4 separate regions of the Mus musculus genome follow, and all the other regions are linked to region 4. The links are chromatin loops, found by intact Hi-C in ENCODE. Cell type or tissue: left cerebral cortex. All regions are shown on one strand. Region 1 holds the start of Plin3 (perilipin 3). Region 2 holds the start of Ticam1 (toll-like receptor adaptor molecule 1). Region 3 overlaps Sema6b (sema domain, transmembrane domain (TM), and cytoplasmic domain, (semaphorin) 6B). Region 4 overlaps Kdm4b (lysine (K)-specific demethylase 4B).

Region 1 (5,000 bases), 60 kb after region 4:
ATCTCTTCCACTATCTAGGAAATATGAACTCTGCCATCTACAGCTGTTAGAAGGAGCTCTTGTCAATTAGAGGGACTTAAGGCTGCCACCCCCACCAGGTCCTAAGTGATACCTATGTTCACTTACTTGGTTTCAAGATGGTCACTAGGACAGCAGCAGCCGGTCAGCCTCCACACAGGAGACCAGTCTCCATCCAAAGAGATAGCAGGAACATCTTGTTCCCACCAGCATGACAACATGACCAGGATGTCCTGGTTGTTGGCAGTGCTCTAAGGTGCAGGCCAAGCCAGGACACCTTGGCTCAGGCTGCCCTCTGTAGGGATTAGGAGGGCTGTGGTCCCAGAGGGATTAGGTTAGAGCACAGCCCTTGGGCCAGCCAAGATACTTACACACTGAAATCTGCCCACTACCCAACTTGCTTTAAGTCACCCCAGGAGCCACCAGGCAGCATGCAGGGTTGACCCCAGAGCCCAGAGAAGCAAGGGACCAAGGAGACCTGCTGCATGCCTCTCACAGGACCTGGAGTGGCCAGGAAATGGTGGTCAGAATGTGGTGGCCAGAGAAAGGAACGCAGGTAACTCAAGGGCCTGGGAGAAGCCATGCCAACCTGGTGGACCATGGGTCTCAGAGCCGTGTTCTTCCCCCAAGCTTACCACCGCCACTTCACAGGGTACAGCAGCAGCTGGCTGCCACAAGGCTCAGGAGGGTGGGGACAGACAGAGCCAGGTTCTGCATGTTAAATGACCCCCAGCTTCCTGTGGTGAGGGGCAGGACACCCCCCCCCCCGTCCACGGTCCACGTGAGAAGGAGACATGGGTAGCAGCTGGCCATCAGGTCACTGAGTTACAGCAAGGGCTTGTGGCTGTTAATTATCCTTCAAAGAGTAAGGACACAGACCGAGAGCTCCTGTTTCATCTAGCATCTTCCATTGTTTTTCCTGCTCCAATCTCATGGAACTCAGGCCGGCCTCAAACTCACTGGGTAACACTTGAACTGATTCCCCATGGTCCCCCTGCCTCAGCTCTGGCTGCTGGAGTGACAGGCATGTGCCACACCTGGTGGATGTGGGGTGGGGGGTGGGGGCAGAACCCAAGTTTTGTGTATACTGATTGAGCACTGTGCACTAGCCTCTAATTTCTCCTCTCATTCCATCACTGGGAGACTGAAGCCGGGGAGGGGGGGGGGGATATGGCCTCAGTCAGTGAGACAAAGTAAAAGTCCCTTAGAGGCCAGTGAAATGGATCAGTGAGAAAGGGAGGGAGTGGCTGCCAACTCTGCAGATCTGAGCTTAGTCCCCAGGCTCAACAACGGTGGTGCAGAGAAATGACGTCCCACGTGCTCTTTCCTGACCTACACACACACTAGTGGTAGAGTGCCCCCCTAAATAAATAGGTGTAATATACATTTTAAATTTTCCTTCGACTCCCCTCCCAATATTGTTTTGTTTTTTAAGACAGTCACTGTGTAGCTCTGGTGGTCCACCCAGTATCCCTCTAAAGTCTTAATGCTATTCTGCTGGCGTGACTTCCCACTGGTCTCTGAATGCTACCAAGCTGAGAGGGTACAGACTATGTTCCTGGGGCTGCCCTACATGACCTTTGTGTACAGCATGTGCCTAATAATTGTTGAATGCCTGTATACACAGCTAATGAGCCATGGGCCAGGCCCAAGGTTAATAGGACATGCTTTCTACGGCACCGATGGGCCTAGACACGTCAGGGGCACAGAGAGGGAGAGGCGCCATTGTGGAAAGAGAGGAGAGGGGAGCCGTCGGGAGGGGGTCACAGAGAGAAGGTCGCTGTAGGGGACACAGAGTGGAGGGGCTCTGTAAGGGAAGGAACGCAGAGGCGCTAGAGGCACAGAGGGAAGTGGCACCGTTGGGGGACATGGCGGGGAGGGGCGCAGTCGCGAGCAGGGCGCCACCTGGTGGCAACATGCCCCATCCCGCCACTGCCCCTGTGAAGGCGGCATTGTTCACTGGAAGCAGGAAGATAAAGAACTCAGCCTGAGTCAAGGCAGCTCAGAAAAAAAAAGGAGGGGCCGGGCGGAAGTCTGGAAAGATCTGAGGTAACTCAGTAAGGGTGGGTCCTCTCCAGGCCTGGCTCACATCCGTGCATGCGCAGTTGCAAATGCCCGTGCACATTTTCACAACTGCACACGTAGTCACACCCTCAACAAAAATACATTCCCTTCTTTCTTAGCTCCTGCAGCCGTCTGAGGTTAACACTTGGCTTACAGGCCAAGGGGAGAAAGAAGATTTAGGGATGAGAAAAAAAAAAAAGTCCAGGAGGTGTCTGTCTTCAGGAAAGGATTGATCCAGGGGTCCAGGAGCAGAAAGCTGGATACTGCGCATGGCTGGCCATATCAGGGCCTCAGTGCCCTCGTCCAGAGGACTTGGGACAACAAGAACCTCAATCTGGATGACAGCAACTTTTCCTTTAGGACCCAATCAGGGCTGAGGTTCAGGGTGTGTAACCTCCTGGCATTGATTTCCCTGGGTCCGATGGGCTTCTAAAAATGTCACTCAATCAGTCCTTGGATCTGGAAGCCTCTCTAAGGTCTCTGGAAACATGGGAGGATTCAAGGACCCCAGAATGGCACTCCCCTCTCCCCTCCATCTAGGATCAGGACTCCAAGTCTTTCTGGGACTCAACTAATGCAAGCAACCTGGGCTGGGTCGCCTTAGAAGGGTGGGCGGAACTACGCCATAGGGACCTCTGATTGGCCCTCTGTCCTGTCACTCCAAGGCCCCTCCCTCCACGGGGGATGCACAAGGCCGCCCCGCCCCACCCGGTAGATCCAAGCTGGACTTGGTAGGGGAGGTTTCCTCGCTTGGACGACCTGAGGACTTTGGTGAGAGCTGGGGGGCAAGGGGCAGGATCGATCTTGAGGCGCCCTTAGAGAGGAGGGAGAAACGAGGCTTCCTGGGAGGACTCCGGTATCCCAAAAATCCCTGCACGCTAGGAAACCCTACTTCTAGAGACTAACTTTTACCCAAGGACCCAACTTCTGCAGCGCTTCCAACTCTTGGCCTGGCCACCCTAGGACCTTAGCGTCCTCGTCAGTGACGGAGTCCCTGAGCGTCCAAAAAGGTGGATTCCACTGTCCTGGGTCCCCAGAATTAGAGTTGTGTTCAAATGCGAGTCCCGTGTGTCCTGGGCTGCGGCTCCTCCCTCTTCCCCGTGATTCTGAGTCTCCTGTCCCCAAGAACAAACAACCCCGCAGGCACAGTCACAAATAGCTTCACCTGCCGTGCACTAACTAGCCCCAGGCCCTGGATCCTACATAAAGCCAGGCCTGTTCCACAGGAAGCTGTGACCCCCAGCCGAGCATGGTGCCTCCCTCTGTTGGAATCTCTCAAATTTAATGTTTTGTTTCTGTCTTGTTAATTGTTTTTGGAAATGGCCCTACGCTAAACTTAGGGTGCCTTGGAATTTGCCTCCACCAAAAATGCTGGGATGACAGCATTGTCACCAAACCAGGCCGAAAGACTCCCTTAACCACTTCTAAGCCTTGGCTACATGCTGGTTTTTTGACCCTGGGGGCTTTTCTGGCTTTCTTTGCAGAGAAAGTAATCTGGTGGGCGGAGTGTGTGGGGGAGGGTCAGTTTCAGGCAGCTGGAGCCGGGTGTAGAGAGATTAGCTGCCACAAGTGCTCAAAAAGAGCAAAAAGCCCTTGTTTTTCTCCAGCGGCCACCATTGCTTAGGAAGGGGAGCTCCAGGGGTGTCTGACTCCTCAGGCTTTGCCACCCACCTTACCGATGACAGGAAGGCATGACCAGCATCACCTGACTCCCGTGTTGGGAAATCTTTATCGCAAACCTAACTGCTGCGGTTTGCCAGACTAGTTTATTGAGCACCCACTGTGGTTTAGCTGCCGATTTGAGCATTCTGCAGACAACGCCAAGCAATCTCATAAAGCCCAGGCTGGCCTAGAATTCACACACTGGGTAGTGGAAGATGGCTTTGATTTCTAACCTTCCTCAAGTGCTGGGGTGACAGGCATGTGCCATCACACTTGGTGTTTGTTGTTCTGGGGCATCTGGAAGGCCCAGCCCCAGTTTTTAACTGGTTTTTAAACAAATGATATCACCTACCTGTCCTAAAATTCAGACGCCAGGCTTCTACCTCTGTCTGAACTCTGTCCTTAGTCCATTAAGCTTCCTGATCTTCTAACATTCTATGTAAAGACAAGCAGACTCCGGCTGCAAGTGATGATTCAGTAGTTAAGAGCACTTCCTGTTCCCTCAAAGGACCGAGGCTCAGTTCTTAGCACCAGCTTCAGGCTCCTTATGTAACCTAACTCCAGCTGCAGGGGTCTGACTCTCCTGAACTCTGTGGCCACTGCATGCACATAAGCAAAACTAAAATGTAGATCTTTATAAGATGTATTATATTTGTTTATTTTTGCTTTATGTTTTGTTGTAACTGGGTCTCACTCTGTAGACCAGGTTGGCCTGGGACTCACAGAGACCCTCCTGCTCCAACTCCCAAGTGCTGGGATTAAAGGCGCACACCTGGCTTATCTTATTTTGAGTTGTGTGTATGCCCGTGTGGATGTGGTGCCTGTAGAGATCACGTGTCCTTGACCTTGAGTTACAGGTAGTTGTGAATCCCGTGCTATGGGTGCTGGGAATCAAACTCAGATCCTCTGAGAGAGCAATACTTGCTTTGTACCTCCTAACTCCCAACATACTCTTTAAGGAGAGAGAAAGAGAATCTTGGATGTTTCAGACATTTGCCTCTGAACTTCTTGGCTTGCAAGAGGTCTCTGTCTTGAACACACAGGGGCATTTGTTAGACTTGAACACACAGGGACATTTGTTAGTTTGTTTTTGTTTCTAAGTCCCCTTCTGCTGGGACTATTGTCATGTTGAGACCCACAAATGGGCACAGCTGTGGGAACAGTGTCAACTGTCTGGTCACATGGAAGAAGACTGTGAGGAAACAGTACCCTTGAGAGAGGTATAGGACCTGACCTTAATGAATGGCAGAAGTGAG
Region 2 (5,000 bases), 74 kb after region 4:
GTAGGGAGAAGGTTCAGGGCCAACATCTATCTGGCTTGACTGCTTTTCCCAACAGTCCAATTGCACAACAGGTCCTCCCCTACTGAGTCTGAATGAGACATGTGTTTAACCTATTCCCATCAGTCTTTTAAAGCAATTTTTTTTCTAGAATGTTCCAGGGGTAAAAAGATCCAGAACATTCTAGAAAAAAAAAATGTTTTTTTCCTAAAAAAAAAAAAAAAAAAAAAATGAGGAATGAGGGTAATGAATAGTGATAGCACTAGTCTGTCATCCTGTGTCAGCACTGTGGTATAGAGGCAAGAGGGTCACAGGTTCAAAGCCCGGCTGCCACATCACAAATTCAGTGATAGTCTAAGCTACATTAGACCTTGTCTTGAAGTAAAAAAAGGCATAATGATTTTTCACTCCGGGTTTCTTTTCTACATCATGGCCCACAATAGCAAGAGCTTTTCTTGTTTGTTTTTTTTTTTTTTTTCCTGAGACAGGGTTTCTCTGTATAGCCCCTGGCTGTCCTGGAACTCACTTTGTAGACCAGGCTGGCCTTGAACTCAGAAATCCACCTGCCTCTGCCTCCTGAGTGCTGGGATTAAAGGCCGGCTAGCAAGAGCTTTTCTAACAGACCCTGATACCTGGCCCAAGAACCCAGCAACTGTGACAGGATAGACAGCTGGGATGTTGCAATTGTTTCAGATGAGAAAGTGAGGGCCGAGTACACTGTTCCTCAAATCCTGGGGCTCAGTATTGCCTTAATAAATTTTATATGCATCAGAGGCCAAGTGGATGGTGTATATGTGTGTTGCCTTCCTAGGAGCTGAGCTGCCCTGACATCCCTAGAGACCTTCTTCCTTCTGTCTCTACTCTATGCACAGTGCGAGTCTTCCCACTTTGAATGTTGGACGTGATCACTTGTGACCCTGTGGGGACAGCAGGAAGGGCCTGCTGCCTATTTTCCCTCCGTCTCTGTGATGTATGGAGAAGGGTCAGTGTGACAAGCTGAGCCTGCCAAATATGCCCACAGTCTGTTCCCCTTGATCTCAGGGAAGGTGGGGACAAGAAGATCTGGAGTTCAGGGTCATCCTTGACTACCTAGTAAGTTTGAAACTAACCTGGGCTACTTTGAGACTATGTTTCAAAACAGCAAAACTCGGGGCAGGAGAGCTGCCTGCTGTGGTAAAGTGCTTGGAGTTGTTTGGTTTGCGGTAGAAACTGAGAAAACTTACTTCAGAGACAGAAGCTTAAAAAATAAAAGCTTTATTTTCTGCACTGGCAGGGAGGTGGCCAGTTGGGGATCTGAACCCTGATGAGAGACTGCACGACGCTTTTTATAGGATGGGAACACAAAGCGAAGGGGACCTGGGTACTGACCAATCATATCTTGACACAAAGGGTTAAACAAGGACTTAACACTGGTGACTAGGTCTTATCTGGGTCACCTGGTTTCAGGGTCCTTGAGTCAGCTTTTACAGCCTAGTCCCCTCCTGGACTCTGACCTGGAATCTAGTGTGGTGAAGGACCAAAGGAGTGGGTGAGCCGCAGTAGTCAGTTAAATCAAGGCAGGGACACACTAACGACTTGTGTGCTTTAGTTTGGATAACTGGAGAACAGCATCTTCCTTCCTTACAGCCTTCACTGGCTAACAGACAAACATGAAAGATCTAAGAAGCAGGATAGGAGTTGTATTCTGGGGCCTGGGAACATGAACTCAGTCTTGACCCTGCCAGCAAGATAGAACTTGTTTCTGAGATGGCTGGACTCAGGAAACTGTCTCCTAAAGATGTGACCAAGAGCAAACACTTGATGTCAACCTCCAACTTACACAAATACGTGTGCATATGTAAGCATGAAAATGTGGAGAAGTCCGTCTGCTACCTGCTTTGGGGAGATGAGTGTCCAGAGTCTGGGAGAGATTGAGTTCAGTGGCATGAGGCAGATACTCCTGCCTAGACTCCCCAGCAAGAGGGTGGGGTGGTTCTCCTTTGTGCACCTCATCTTCCAGTCATAGTCCTCTGGGAACTGCTGCTTTTCTGTTTTCACAATTTAGTTTTATCAGTTTTAAAACATGCCATAGGGCTGGAGAGATGGCTCAGTGGCTAAGAGCACTGGCTACTCTTCCAGAGGTCCCCGAGTTCAACCCCTAGCAACCACATCCATCAGATGTGGCTCACAACCGACTGTAATGAGATCTGATGCCCTCTTCTGGTGTATCTGAAGAGAGCCAGAGTGTACTCATACGTAAAATAAATAAATAAAGCTTTAAAGTATGCCTGTAATCTCACCATCTAGCTGAGCTAGGAGGATAGCCCCAAGTCCCAGTATGCATACACAGACCGTTTCTCAAAAGTAAATACCCAGAAATCTCCGACAAATCTTTGTGTTGTGTCTCTGTGACGGCTCAGCAAGTAATGGTACTTGCGGTTCTTTGACCTACATTCATACATGCCTGCATGCACATACATACACACAACACCAAGTAAAATCAAGTAAAGAATTAAAAATATTTACAACCTAACAGTTGTATAAAACCTTGTGGCCTCCAGCACTTCTGTTTACTTATCTTGTATGAACTTATTTTTGAGATGGAGGTCTCACTCTGTGGGTCAGGCTTCCTTGGAACTCTGGGCAATCTCTCTGCTTTAGTTTTCTGTGTGATGCTGGACTGACAAGTGTGAGTCATCAGGTTCCCAGTGCACTTAGCCACATGGTGCTTTGCGAATCCCCAGAGTATGTCACTAGCTGAGCTCTTTGGCTAACAGCTTAAAGTTCTCTGTGGGCGGAGGGTTCCTTCTTCCTTTCCCCAGCTCTGGCCTCACAAAGTACAAGTCCTGCCTAGTTCCACGTGGCGCCAGGACACTGGGCGGGAGGGCAGGGCTTGGCTCAGCTAGATAAGATTACACGCTGACTTCATCCCCCCCCTACCCCCCCCCCCAGACCCGGAAGGGAGGAAGGGGCGGAACCGAACGCTCCCTCCTCCCTTCTCTCTCCTCCTCCTCCAGCAGCCACCAGGGACCGGGAGATCTACCAGCTCAAGACCCCTACAGCCAGGTAGGATGAAGGCAGAGGGAACAGGACGGCGGGCCGGCGGGCATAGGGTCGGGAATAGATGCTGGGCCGGCCACCTGCAGGCTGCCAGGTTCCTCAAGTTCTTTCCCATGGATACTCAGATCCGCAATCCAACTCCTAACTCCCAAACCAGCCCTGTGACCCTGGGTGCTCGCTCAGTTCCTAGTTACCCCCCCCCCCCCCCAACCTCCATGGCTAGATCTTCTAAGTCCCAGGTCTTCTCCAGCCCCAACAGCGAATCCTCAACCCTCTCCACCCTCAATCCCTCCCGTTGTCGCTATTTCCTGATCAGATCTGCTTTCTCTACCTCAATGTTCCCTGTCAAAATTCCTGCCCCAGACTAACACAGACACCATCTACTACTACCTGTGGGGACTGGCTTGCTGCACCTTCTACAGTCAACTATTTCCGGCCCCTGGATACATGCAAGGTCACCCTGGCAGTACAAAGTCCCTGAGTTCCAGAGCTGACAGTCAGCAGAGCCTGGAGGAGGGCCCCCCTGTGCCAGAGACTAAGTTCTGCCAGGGAGAGAAGGCCAGGGAAGAAAGAAAGAGGCCTATTTACCCCATCCACTCACCATCCACCCATCCTGGTTTCTGCTGTTCTGGGGATATCACACAGTCTCTTAGGCATGCTGGATGCTTTTTTTTTTTTTTTTTTTTTTGAGACAGGGTTTCTCTGTGTAGCCCTGGCTGTCCTGGAACTCACTCTGTAGACCAGGCTGGCCTTGAACTCGAAATCCACCTGCCTCTGCCTCCCAAGTGCTAGGATTAAAGGCCTGAGCCACCATTGCCAGACTGGCATGCTGGATGAGTGCTTTACCCACTGAGCACATCTCCTCCCTCTTCCTAACTCTCCCCTCCCCCTCCCCTTCTCCTTCCCTCCTTCTTTCTCTCTCTCTCCTTACTCTCCCCTTTCCTCTTCCCTCTCTCTTAAAAATAACTACCTTTATTTTTGTGTCATTTGTGTTATTTGTATCTTTTTTTTTTTTTTTTTTTTTTTTTGGTTTTTGAGGCAGGGTTTCTCTGTGTAGCCCTGGCTGTCCTGGAACTCACTTTGTAGACCAGGCTAGCCTTGAACTCAGAAATCTACCTGCCTCTGCCTCCTGAGTACTGGGATTAAAGGCGTGCGCCACCACGCCCAGCTGTGTTATTTGTATCTTAAGACAGGGTGTATCACTATGCTGACCAGGCTGACCTGGAACTTACCTAAGTGGACCCTGATCTCTTGGGTTCAAGAATCCTCCTGTTGTTGGGCAGTGGTTGTACATACCTTTGATCCCAGCACTCAGGAGGCAGAAGAGGGTGGATCTCTGAGTTTGTTTTTTTTAAAGATTTATTTATTATATATAAGTACACTATAGCTGTCTTCAGACATTCCAGAAAAGGGAGTCAAATCTTGTTACAGATGGTTGTGAGTCACCATATGGTTGCTGGGATTTGAACTCACGACCTTCGGAAGAGCAGTTGGTGCTCTTATCCGCTGAGCCATCTCACCAGCCTGGAGTTTGAGGCCAGCCTGGTCTACAGAGCGAGGTGCAGGACAGCCTGGGCTACACAGAGAAACCCTGTCTTGAAAAACCAACCCCCCCCCAAAAAAAAAAACCCAAAAACAAAACAAGAAAGAAGAAAGAGGGCTGGTGAGATGGCTCAGTGGGTAAGAGCACCTGACTGCTCTTCCAAAGGTCCGGAGTTCAAATCCCAGCAACCACATGGTGGCTCACAACCATCCGTAACGAGATCTGACTCCCTCTTCTGGAGTATCTGAAGATAGCTACAGTGTACTTACATATAATAAATAAATAAATCTTTAAAAAAAAAAAAAAAAGAAAGAAGAAAGAAAGAAATCCTCTGTCTCAGCTTTTCAGATATAGCTTGGACAAGAGGAAGCTGCTGCCCATACATGGTGGAGGCAGGAGGATCAGAAGTGTAAGGTTATGC
Region 3 (5,000 bases), 220 kb after region 4:
GGAACACACACTTGGGAGCATGTAGGTGGTCTGACTTTCTGGGGACTCTCGGGGAGGGATTGGCCTGGGTGAGTAGACAGTGGGTGTGTGGCAGAGGACTGGAGGACACTGAGGTGGGTAGGGCTCAATGCTAAGTGTTGATCATTTATTCACATACAACAAGCGATTATTGAGCACCAAAGGTCTACCTGGCCCTAGGAGAGCCACGGACGCCTGCTTGCTGCCCCCCAGAGCATCAAGCTTGTGCAAAGGCCCTGGGGCGGGGCAGAGTGCTGTGGAAAGATTAGGGAGGGAGGCAAAGGACCGAAAGGGAGGAGGGAGGCTGGGGTAGAATGGCAGGGCTGAGGGCAAAGAGCGGACGCGGCGCTCGCAGGCGCCCCCTCGTGTCCACAGTGTGAGGGCAGGGAGGACATGGCGGCGGAGCCAGCCTGGGAGTTGATGGAGGAGAGAAGCCCACGGTTTTACTTCCATTTGCTGTGTGCTGGAGAACTTTGTGGTGGAGTCGAAAATGTGTCACACCTGTGGTGTGAACCTGCGGCTGTGGGGGGTTAGGCTGCGAGGAAGTTAGGCAGTGTGACAGGGAGGGGGCGTGACGGAGGCGTCCAGTGCGGTGCCATGGAAGGGCTTTGGCATGCAGGGATGCTGCAGCGTGTCTGAGACGGGTTAGAACCCCGAGTTCGATGGTGACGCTTGAAGACTCAGCGCGCCATAGCCAGGAGGGGTGGGGGCATGGCTGAGGATCAAGCGATCATGGAGGATGGAGTGCCAGCAGGAGGTGATTCAGGGCTCAGGGGTGGATCTCAGGAAGGTTGAGGTTAGCCTGATTTACATAGTAAGATTTTGTCTCAAAACATTCTATATTTATTATTCTACTTTATTTGTGGGAGGGGCAGAGGCTCTCGTTGAACCCAGAGTTCCTCAAAGCAGCTCCTGTGGTGGCTGAGTCTGGAGCTAGAGTCTGGACCTTGTCCCCGGAAGAAAAGTCAAAGAGTTGGGGGCGTGGCTTGTGGGTTGAGCCGCTCCCTTCCCCTCAAGTCCCCCCAGTGATGGACTGGGACCGTGGACAGGAGTGGAGCCCGACCTAGAATCCCCCCTCCCCCGCGCCCCCCCCCCCGTGATGGGCTGGGGGCGTGGTCTGGAGTGGAACCCTGCCTAGAATCCCCAATGAGGGTCTGGGGACTGTAGCATGGGGTTAGGATGGCCGCAGTGCAGAGGTCAGCCTCCTGGAATCTGGTGTCATGGGGCGGGTACAGGGGGACAGCACAGGGGAGGAGCCAGCTTAGGAAGCTCAGAAGGAAGTAGGCTCATGTCCCAGAACACACGTACTCTGAGTCACAAATCCTGGAAGCCAGGGTCAGGCAGAGGAAGCCGTGCAAGGTCTTCCTGTTTTTTGGCCCTGACCGTTAGAACAGGGGCTGATGTTAGCCTGGGGCTGATATTCCCTCCATCATCCCCACCCACTGTGGCTTCTGATCTCCAAGACACAAGGTCAGGGGTAGGCTGGGAGACATCTCTGCTGCCTGGATGGGGAAACTGAGGCCCAGAGTTTGTTGGAGATTGACGAAGCTTCTGAGAAACCCACGTGGGGTGTCTCGAATTGGACTGTACTCCTTTCTGGTAGGGAGACGCTGCCCTGCCCTGGGGCCCCTAGGTTTGGAGGGCTGGGTCCTGCATGTTTTCACACACCTCAGGATTCCTCACTTATGAATGAGAGCAGAAGGAAGTCGTCCAAGGGGACAGGAAGTCAAACCCACCAGCGACACTAAGGCCCCTGCACACTGCGATATTCTACGACTCCCATTGCTAATGATGTGGTGTATAAAATGCCAAGGGCTTTTAATTCTGCTATGTTTTCTTCTGCCTTTGAATTGGAAATACGGTCCCTCTTTGTGTATTGGTTCTAATTTTGTGGCCATTTGGTTTTATCGTGGGGTCTTGCTATGCAGACCAAGCTGTCCTGGAACTAGTGATGCTCCTGCCTCAGCCTCTCCAAGACTGGGATGACAGGCCTATGCCACAACGCCAGGTTCTAAGGCTTTTCGCGTTTTCATTTGAAGGGTTTTTTAAAAAATGCTTTTTGAGATTGGATTTTTAAACGCATGTTTTAAGATAATATCCATTATTGTAATTCTCGTGATTAATTTTTAATTACCTAATGCATTTTCAGTTGCAGCTATTTCCTGAGAATTTTACTCACATGTGGTCTTAAAGTCGCTTGTTAATTAAACAACGTCTGAGAGTAGTTATTATTATCAATGTTATTTTTATTCTGGGAGGGAGGAAGGGAGGGACTCGCGTGCCCCCTACCGGCTTATTATGAAACTGCAGGCCGCTCAACTCACCGCCCTCCTGGCTTGTAGGTGTCATCTGTGGTCATCCGGTCCTCACCATGTGGACCCCGCGAGTGCCCCCTCCACGCCCGGCCCTGTCGTTTTTCCTGCTGTTGCTCCTGGGGGTCACCTATGGCCTTTTCCCAGAAGAACCACCTCCACTCAGCGTGGCTCCCAGGGACTGTGAGTCTGGGGAGAGATGGGCAGGGGTGTGTCAGGGTCTCTGGTACACAGGATCTTGTTTCCAAATGAACCCTCCTTCCACTCCCTCCCTTAGACTTGAGCCACTATCCCGTGTTCGTGGGCAGCGGGCCTGGTCGTCTGACCGCTGCGGAGGGTGCTGAGGACCTCAACATCCAGAGAGTGCTACGTGTTAACAGGACACTGTTCATTGGGGACAGGTATGCAAATGTTGGGGGGCCCCAGAATAGCACACTTGAGGGGTCCATGATGGGCCTTGGCTGGAAAGTGTGACCCCATAGTGCTGAATGCTGAGTTTCCAGGTTATTCAACGCTGTTTTAAGGCTATTGAGCACTGAGTTTTAAAGGTACTGTTGGGTGGCGTTTGTTTGTTTGTTTGAGGTAGAATTTCTCTGTGTAGTTCTTGCTGTCCTGGAACTCACAGAGATCCCCCTGCCTCTACTCCTGAGTGCTGGGATTAAAGGCATGTGCCACCACTCCCCGGCTTAGGCCTGAGTTTTAAGGGTGTTGGATGCTGCGTGATGCATGCATAACTGTTAGGGACAATGTCTAGGGCACAATTTACTGGGCGTCTAGACAGAGTGATGGAGGGGAAGCCAAAAGAGAACTTGGTCTTGAACCCATAGAAGTGACTCAGTGCTCACATGCGCCCCCTGCTGGCGGTTTCTCAAGGCTGGGTCCGTGCTGAGGCCTGGCTGTATCTAAGCTGTGAAGTTAAAGGCTAGACATGGTGACAACATGCAGACTGAGAAAGGGGTGGGTGTGGGATAGATTTCAAAGGCAGAAATCACAATGCAGACCAGGAGTGATTGGGTGCCAGATGGACACTGTGATTGGACGAAGGTGGTAGGGTCCCCCCATCCCCCCAATCTCACGCACCATGCTCTCCTGCAGAGATAACCTGTACCAAGTAGAACTGGAGCCATCCACTTCCACGGAGCTGCGATATCAGAGGGTGAGGAAGAAGGACCATATGGGGGTGGAGGTGCAGGTGGGGGTGGGGCGGAGCTCTTCAAGGGGAGGTGGAATCCAGGGTGGACTTGGCTGGGAGGAGGGATCTGAAGGATGATGAGGGCTACACTCCCCTCACCACACTTTTTTTTTTTTGGTAGAAGCTGACCTGGCGCTCCAACCCCAGTGACATCGATGTGTGTCGAATGAAGGGCAAGCAAGAGGTTAGAGGGACCTGTCCTTGTCACCTATCCCTATCCTACCCTCCCTAGCCATGTTCCTAGCTGGGCCTTAGACTTCTCTGCAGCCTTGGGGTGATTCTTCCCACCTCAGAGGAGGAGCTCCAAGCCGTTATTGTTGTGTTCAAGGACAGGTGCCTCAGTTGCCACACCCAATCTCCCCAGGCCACACCCAACCTCCTTCATCCCACGGGAATAGCCTTGGGTCTGCTTTGCCTGAGCTCTCAGCCTGAGCCACAAGCCTAGGGGCCAGGCAACGCCCTCTGCACTTCCTTTCTTCTTCCCCACCCCAGGGTGAGTGTCGGAACTTTGTCAAGGTGCTCCTGCTTCGCGATGAGTCCACGCTGTTCGTGTGCGGCTCCAATGCGTTCAATCCCATCTGCGCCAATTACAGTGTGAGTCTCAGCCCTTCCTTCCAAGACCCAGGGATCTACCTCACCCTCCATGTCCCCAGAGTCTCCTCCCAGCCATGCACATCCCTGTGCTAGGTTTGCCAGGCTTGTCCCACATCTCTTGCGGGACTGACGACAATAGACTTGGGCCCATTTCACAGACCATGAAACTGAGGTCCAGAAAGGTTAATTGCCTGGCCAGAATCACACAGCAATGCAATGTGAAGCTAGGGTTCTGGCTGGAGTGGCGGACTGGGGAACCCCGGAGCTGCCAGGCAGAGTGAGGAGATGTATTGCTTAGATTCTGTCCTCCCTGCAGATGGACACACTGCAGCTTCTTGGTGACAGCATCAGCGGTATGGCCCGCTGCCCCTATGACCCCAAACATGCCAATGTCGCCCTCTTCTCAGGTGAGTGGTCTCTGCTGTTGACATGTCCACTCCCAAGAGAGCTAGTTTCCATTTCTAAAATTCTGGTCACTCAGAGGCATCTGGGAAATGGGCAGAATCTAAGAGGACCTGGTCAGGGTCAGGGTCAGGATGGTGGCTAGTCTGAGCTGGAGGAAGAAATTTAGCCTGGGATCAAGGTTCAACTGGATTTAGTCTCATCCTGTATGAGGACTCAGCCTGGGATTCAGGCTCATTCAGTTGTAGGATCAGGATAGGATCCAGGCTCAGCTTCTCGACAGTCCTCACTAGGCTGAGGTTCTAATTTTTGCTCCTACCCCCTCTGGTCTTTCTATTATGATTGTTGTGGTTGTTGTTGTTGTTGTCGTCGTTGTCGTCTGGACCTTCTCTTATTGTTGCTGTTGTTATGATTTTCTGAGACAGGGTTTCTCTGTGTAGCCCTAACTGTCCAGGAACTCACTCTGTAGACCAGGCTAGCCT
Region 4 (5,000 bases):
GACTGTAAGCCACAAGATGCACGGAAGCAGGAAGAGGTTTCCAGGAAGCATGGGGGGACCTCCCCTGAAGGGCCACCTTCAGGCCACATACTGGGATGAGGGAAGCCCCCTAGGGACAGAGACAGGGACAAGGTAAGGGTCAAGCTGGGCCTCTGGAAAGTGAGAAGCCTGAGCAGCAGAGAGACTGCTCTCACCCACATACTTTTCACTATTGGCTAGGCGGCGGTACTCCCCCACAGTCATGGCCTTCTTCTGGATGTTGTACTGTGTGAAAAGCCCCGACTGGCCCGTCACCACCTGCTGAATAGGCGCTGGGATGACCACATCGTCGATGTCATCATACGTCTGCCGTGGCTTCCACTCCTTGGGTGGAATGATCTGCGGGGCCAAGAACGGTGTAGGTGATAGAGCTCCCAAGGGTAGGGGATCCCAGGTCCCCAATTATTTAAGTGCTCCAGGCTAGTGCTGCAGTACAGGCACCACACAACCATGACAAGACAGCTGTGACAAACAAGGGGCAGTTGGGTCCCACTGCAGCAGGCACACACACACACACACACTCACACTCACACATACACACACACATACATGCTCACATTCTTACAGATACCCACACATAAACACACAGACTCAGATTCTTATACTCACACACATATTCTTACACAGACACACCATACACATACATATACACATTCTTACACAGATAGCCACCCACACATTCACATTCTTATAGACATGCACGCATACACACACACAAATACACCATAGCGCGAACACACATACACACACGCACGCACGCACGCACGCACGTACGTACACACACCAGTCAAGGCTGATGAGCCTATGCCCTTGGCTCATACACGGCTCGGCTCATACGGCAGAGCACGGGCCACAGATGCTTGTGGTGTCTGTCCATCTGCCCTCAGAAGGTAGGAAGAGGTGTGTGCTCATGCTGTGCTGTGTGTGCCTAGGGCTCAGATGAAGTCAGCCTCCCCAGCATTCTCTCCCATGGATTAACATAGGTCCACAAGGTTACAGGGAACCTGAGCCACAACTTAGTATGACAGCTCCATTCAGACAGGCAGGCAAAACAGTAGAATGCAAAGTTTAGGCAGAGTCGCAGGGCCCCAAGAACAAGGTACTTAACCTCTGCCACTCCATCAATAATTAAAAGTGTCTCCTGGCACCACCACCCCTAGGCATCAGGTCCCCTTCCAACCCTAGCCCTCCAAAAGCTTTGTCCCTCATAGCAGCAGGTTCTGTGTCCCACCCAAGCTAGGCCACTCCCTAGAGTCAGGAACACAACATGTGCCCTGATTTGGTCTAGGAACCCTGGGCTTGTTCAGAGGGCTCCACTTGTGCACAGGAGCCAACTGTTTGAAACCTGGACTCCATCAGCTATTCTTAGAGCCCTGGATCAGGAGGGCAAATCCAACCTGTCTGAGCCAGCCCAAGCCACAGCCACAAAACCAGTGTCTGCCTCCATGTTTAAGAAGGTCGGGGAGGCAGTGCCACAGTGTCTGGGCACAAAGGAGCTTGGGAGTGGCATGACGCACCTTGGCCAGGCCAGCACGGTGGGCACCCTGCGACTCAATGTACGCCACATATCTGTTGAAGTCCCTGAATTCATCCATGGTGGGGCGGAAAGTCATGATCTTACAGCTGGGGTTCTGGGCGCTGTGGTCCTCGGACCCCATGGTTGCAGCAAAGTGGAGCTACACCTGTGAGGAGATAAGAGCAGTCAGCATAGCCCTGCCATCACCACCTCCAAGCCTCCCTTGGAGGCAACGAAATACCCACAGCTCCTGAGGGCAACAGCAGGCAGCCGTGCCAGGCCAGCAAACCACAAAGCCCCATACTCCCACCAGTCAAAAGCCAAGGTGACACCGGTTGAGTAAACACATAGGAACCCTCCTTCTAAAGCTGACGGGGTCCCAGAAGCTGTGTATTTTCCAATCAGAGGCCCCCTGGAGCCCAGCACTGTTCTCAGCAGGGACCTTCCCATGCAGACCTTGTAGCCTTAGGTCACCACGTCACCCAGGAGCCCTGTGCACATGTGAGAGCACACTGGGCTTGTTCAGAGGGCTCCACTTGTGCACAGGAGCCAACTGTTTGAAACCTGGACTCCATCAGCTATTCTTAGAGCCCTGGATCAGGAGGGCAAATCCAACCTGTCTGAGCCAGCCCAAGCCACAGCTAACATCAACTTACCTGTGCTGGCCTCCTACCTGCCCCTTGTAAAGGGATCTTCTCAGCCAGGTGCCTTCTCCTCACTGGGCAATCATATGGCCTGCAGCCCAGGGTCCAGAAAGGGTTGTGGAGTCCCATCCTCCTAGAGAACTGCCCCCCCACACACACACACACATACACACAGGCCCCAAAGTGGGAGTAGAGAATAGCTCCTATGCATTTCCCAAAGTGTCCACCAAGTGGCAGCACATGCCCATAAATGGAGTAGAGGGCTTGATTACAGCCGTGAGCTAGGCCACCAGTTGGTGTCTGAGCACCCAAAGGCCACAGTCCTTCAGGGCTCTGGAGAGGAATAAGGCTGCGTGCATCACCTGGGTGTCCTGAGGGTCTACTAGACATAGCCCTCAGAGCTCACAGGAGCACAGGGTTTACAGAGGGGGACTGCCAGACATTGTCCTCCAGTACACAAGGGGAAGGCCCTAACCACATAACTAGAAGCTATCCTGCTAGACAACTGACCCCACCAGCAGGTCTCAGGACTGCCACTGCTCCCCAGCAGCCCCACACTAATTGCTGAGCTCACCTGCCACCTCCTAGATGTAGAGGGTGAGAGCTAGGGAAGGATGATGTAGAAGGCACAGCACCTCCTCAGGGGCCCCAGCAGCCTCAGTGTTAGAATGGGCAGGTGGGAGGCACATGGAAGGGCCCAGGACCACTAACTCCTCTCAGCCCTGACCATGGCCCTCCTCCGCTGCCTCACAGGCCACACGAAATGGTGGAGCAGAGTTTCTTCTATGAGCTGAGTCCTGTGCCACAGAGCTGTTCCAGAGCCGGACCACTGGGAACCAATGGCCTGTCTCTCTACCTCGTGGGATAAGGGTGCCTGCACCCACCATTTCCCTTTCACACAGGTTCTCTCCTTCATGATGACTTTGGTCTCCCACCTGCCTGCCTGTCTCTTACTCAAGTCCAATATGGTCGGGGAAAAGGCCCAGGCTGCCACCAGGGTGCTGTGTGGGCACCTGTGACGGGGGATGAGACCTGAGAGCTGTGTCCCATCAAGGGGCCACTTCAGCCCCCACACTGGGTGCTAGTGATAGTGGGGCACAGACAGAGCACCACACTGGTACACAAAATGCAGCTAACCTCCTGCTGGCCACATGAAGGCTCACCAGAAAGAGGGCTAGGACATAGCAGGCAGCACTGCCCAAACATGCAGAGGTCGGAAGGCAACCTGCAGTTGTCAGCTCTCTCCTTCCACAAGTGTGACCCAGGGTTAAACCTCGGAGTTGTCATGCTTGGCAGCAGGTGACTTTACCTGACGAGGACTTGGGATCCTGAAGGTCCCAGCTGCAGATTATCAGCAGAGAATGAGGCCCACACTGACCCCTCTGGCTATCCTGAGAGGCATAGCAGAGGTGTGGACCAGGACTAGTAGAGACAAATATCACTCCCTCCAGAAGAAAAGGACCCTTGGGATAGGAGAAGGGATCAGCCAGAGCTCTCTGGGGCATGCATCACAAGAGATGCAGGGAGATAAGGCTCAAGTCCTAAGAGAAGCTGGACAGGCTGGCAGGTGCAGTGGCCCAGGTCCCCAGGAGAGCCAGGCAGGCCAGGTGCTTTCCACCACAGATGCACCATGAACTTGGGCACCATCTGAGAATCTCCATCTATCTATAGCAACGAGTTACAGCTGCCACTGACATGGGGTACACAAAAGCCCGCAGGACACAGGCGTGCCCATTATCTGCTATGGGCCCAGCACAATGGATTCTAGGTGCCACTCACCTTGAGGCCCTGGGCTAGGCAGGGCTAGTAGCCTCCTACCCAGCCTCAGATTGTATGTGCTGGGCACTGGGGGAAGAGGACAGCCAGCCACCACCTGCTAGCCAGCAAACAGGAAACTCACTGTCTCCACTTAGTGGCAACAACTCCTTATTGCCCACAGGGAAAGTGCCCTGCCCTCCTCCTGCCTGTTAAAACAGGGACTGAGAGTAAGGTGTCCAATAAGACCTACCCAACCCTGCTCCTACTGTTCAGAAACATGTGTCAAGACCAGAGCTTTCAGGCCAGGCTGAGTGGCTGGTGGCCTGCCCTAGGCTATAGCACAGGGTCTGCACACAAAGAGCCTCTGCAATGGCTGCTTCTTCAGTGGGACACTGTGTGGCCAGGCTATGTCATGTCACCTGTACCCCATTGCCTACACACACTTGTCCCACACACACACAAGCCCTAGGACAAAGCCTCCCAGAGGGAAGACTAGGGGCACATAGGCTGGGCTCCAAGGGCCTGAGAAGGCAGGGGGATAGCATTTGGGCTGAGCCCTTTGACACACAGAAGCAATCAGGCACCATGAGGCCAGGACAGCACAGGTGCCACACCCTAGGCAGTACCCTCAGGAAACAGAACAGGAGCCTGACAGGCCCCTCAGTAGTGACACTACAGGTGTCAGTCCTGCTGGTGTCCCAGGGTGTCTTCCCAACCTCCCCTGCTCCTGAAGGTCCCTCCCCCTGGAGGTCTGATACCTCAAACTTCCTGGTGACTCCCAGCTAACCATGGGCTTGGGCTACCATCTTGAGAGACCCCATGACTCAAGCTCAGTCTCCAGCATGGAGGTAGCTACATCTCCCTGTGCCGGTTCCGGGGTGTGGCTGGGCCCATGTTGGGGTTCCTGGACAGGTCTTGCCTGCACAATTTGCCCCTAGAATGCTGACTGCCCCACTCCTCTTACTCTCCTAGCTGTGTGCAAGTTGAGCATGATCCCTGAGCACAAGAAGCCTGCATGCTGTGACAGAAGCACCTCCCAGTCC

Evidence for each region. Peaks named below come from ENCODE experiments on the same cell type or tissue, not always from the same donor. Only the 100,000 strongest peaks of a DNase experiment are listed, where the experiment ranks them.
Region 1: a loop joins it to region 4, with 2.0 times the contacts of the local background. A loop is called at or near these places in 11 of 42 quality-filtered maps.
Region 2: it touches region 4 in a loop (2.6-fold over the local background); 6 of 42 quality-filtered maps call a loop at or near these places.
Region 3: a loop joins it to region 4, with 3 times the contacts of the local background. A loop is called at or near these places in 10 of 42 quality-filtered maps.

What each region holds. Positions count from the first base shown.
Region 1 is chr17:56,288,307-56,293,306 of GRCm38, reverse strand. It overlaps Plin3 (perilipin 3), which reads left to right and starts at 2,796. Exons shown (of 8, transcript NM_025836.3): 1 at 2,796-2,853. In left cerebral cortex, a CTCF peak has its summit at 1,931 (motif pointing left); DNase peaks (open chromatin) are centred at 1,983 and 2,732; H3K4me3 peaks cover 1,470 bases; H3K27ac peaks cover 1,773 bases.
Region 2 is chr17:56,274,736-56,279,735 of GRCm38, reverse strand. Ticam1 (toll-like receptor adaptor molecule 1) reads left to right here and starts at 2,969. Exons shown (of 2, transcript NM_174989.5): 1 at 2,969-3,042. Plin3 (perilipin 3) reads left to right here. Exons shown (of 8, transcript NM_025836.3): 8 at 1-774. The coding sequence ends at 4. In left cerebral cortex, CTCF peaks have their summits at 2,195 (motif pointing left) and 3,043; DNase peaks (open chromatin) are centred at 2,770 and 3,448; H3K4me3 peaks cover 1,722 bases; H3K27ac peaks cover 1,961 bases.
Region 3 is chr17:56,130,229-56,135,228 of GRCm38, reverse strand. Sema6b (sema domain, transmembrane domain (TM), and cytoplasmic domain, (semaphorin) 6B) reads left to right here. Exons shown (of 17, transcript NM_001130456.1): 2 at 2,361-2,513; 3 at 2,608-2,731; 4 at 3,426-3,486; 5 at 3,644-3,706; 6 at 4,015-4,116; 7 at 4,433-4,523. The coding sequence starts at 2,390. Among named protein-coding and RNA genes, the nearest start is that of Sema6b, 7.6 kb to the left of the region's middle. In left cerebral cortex, CTCF peaks have their summits at 387 (motif pointing left), 2,311 (motif pointing left) and 3,188 (motif pointing left); DNase peaks (open chromatin) are centred at 442, 543, 2,329 and 3,177; H3K4me3 peaks cover 1,780 bases; H3K27ac peaks cover 1,945 bases.
Region 4 is chr17:56,348,354-56,353,353 of GRCm38, reverse strand. It overlaps Kdm4b (lysine (K)-specific demethylase 4B), which reads right to left. Exons shown (of 23, transcript NM_172132.3): 2 at 1,557-1,721; 3 at 203-378. The coding sequence starts at 1,697. Among named protein-coding and RNA genes, the nearest start is that of Kdm4b, 25 kb to the right of the region's middle. In left cerebral cortex, CTCF peaks have their summits at 2,428 (motif pointing right) and 4,111; a DNase peak (open chromatin) is centred at 2,432.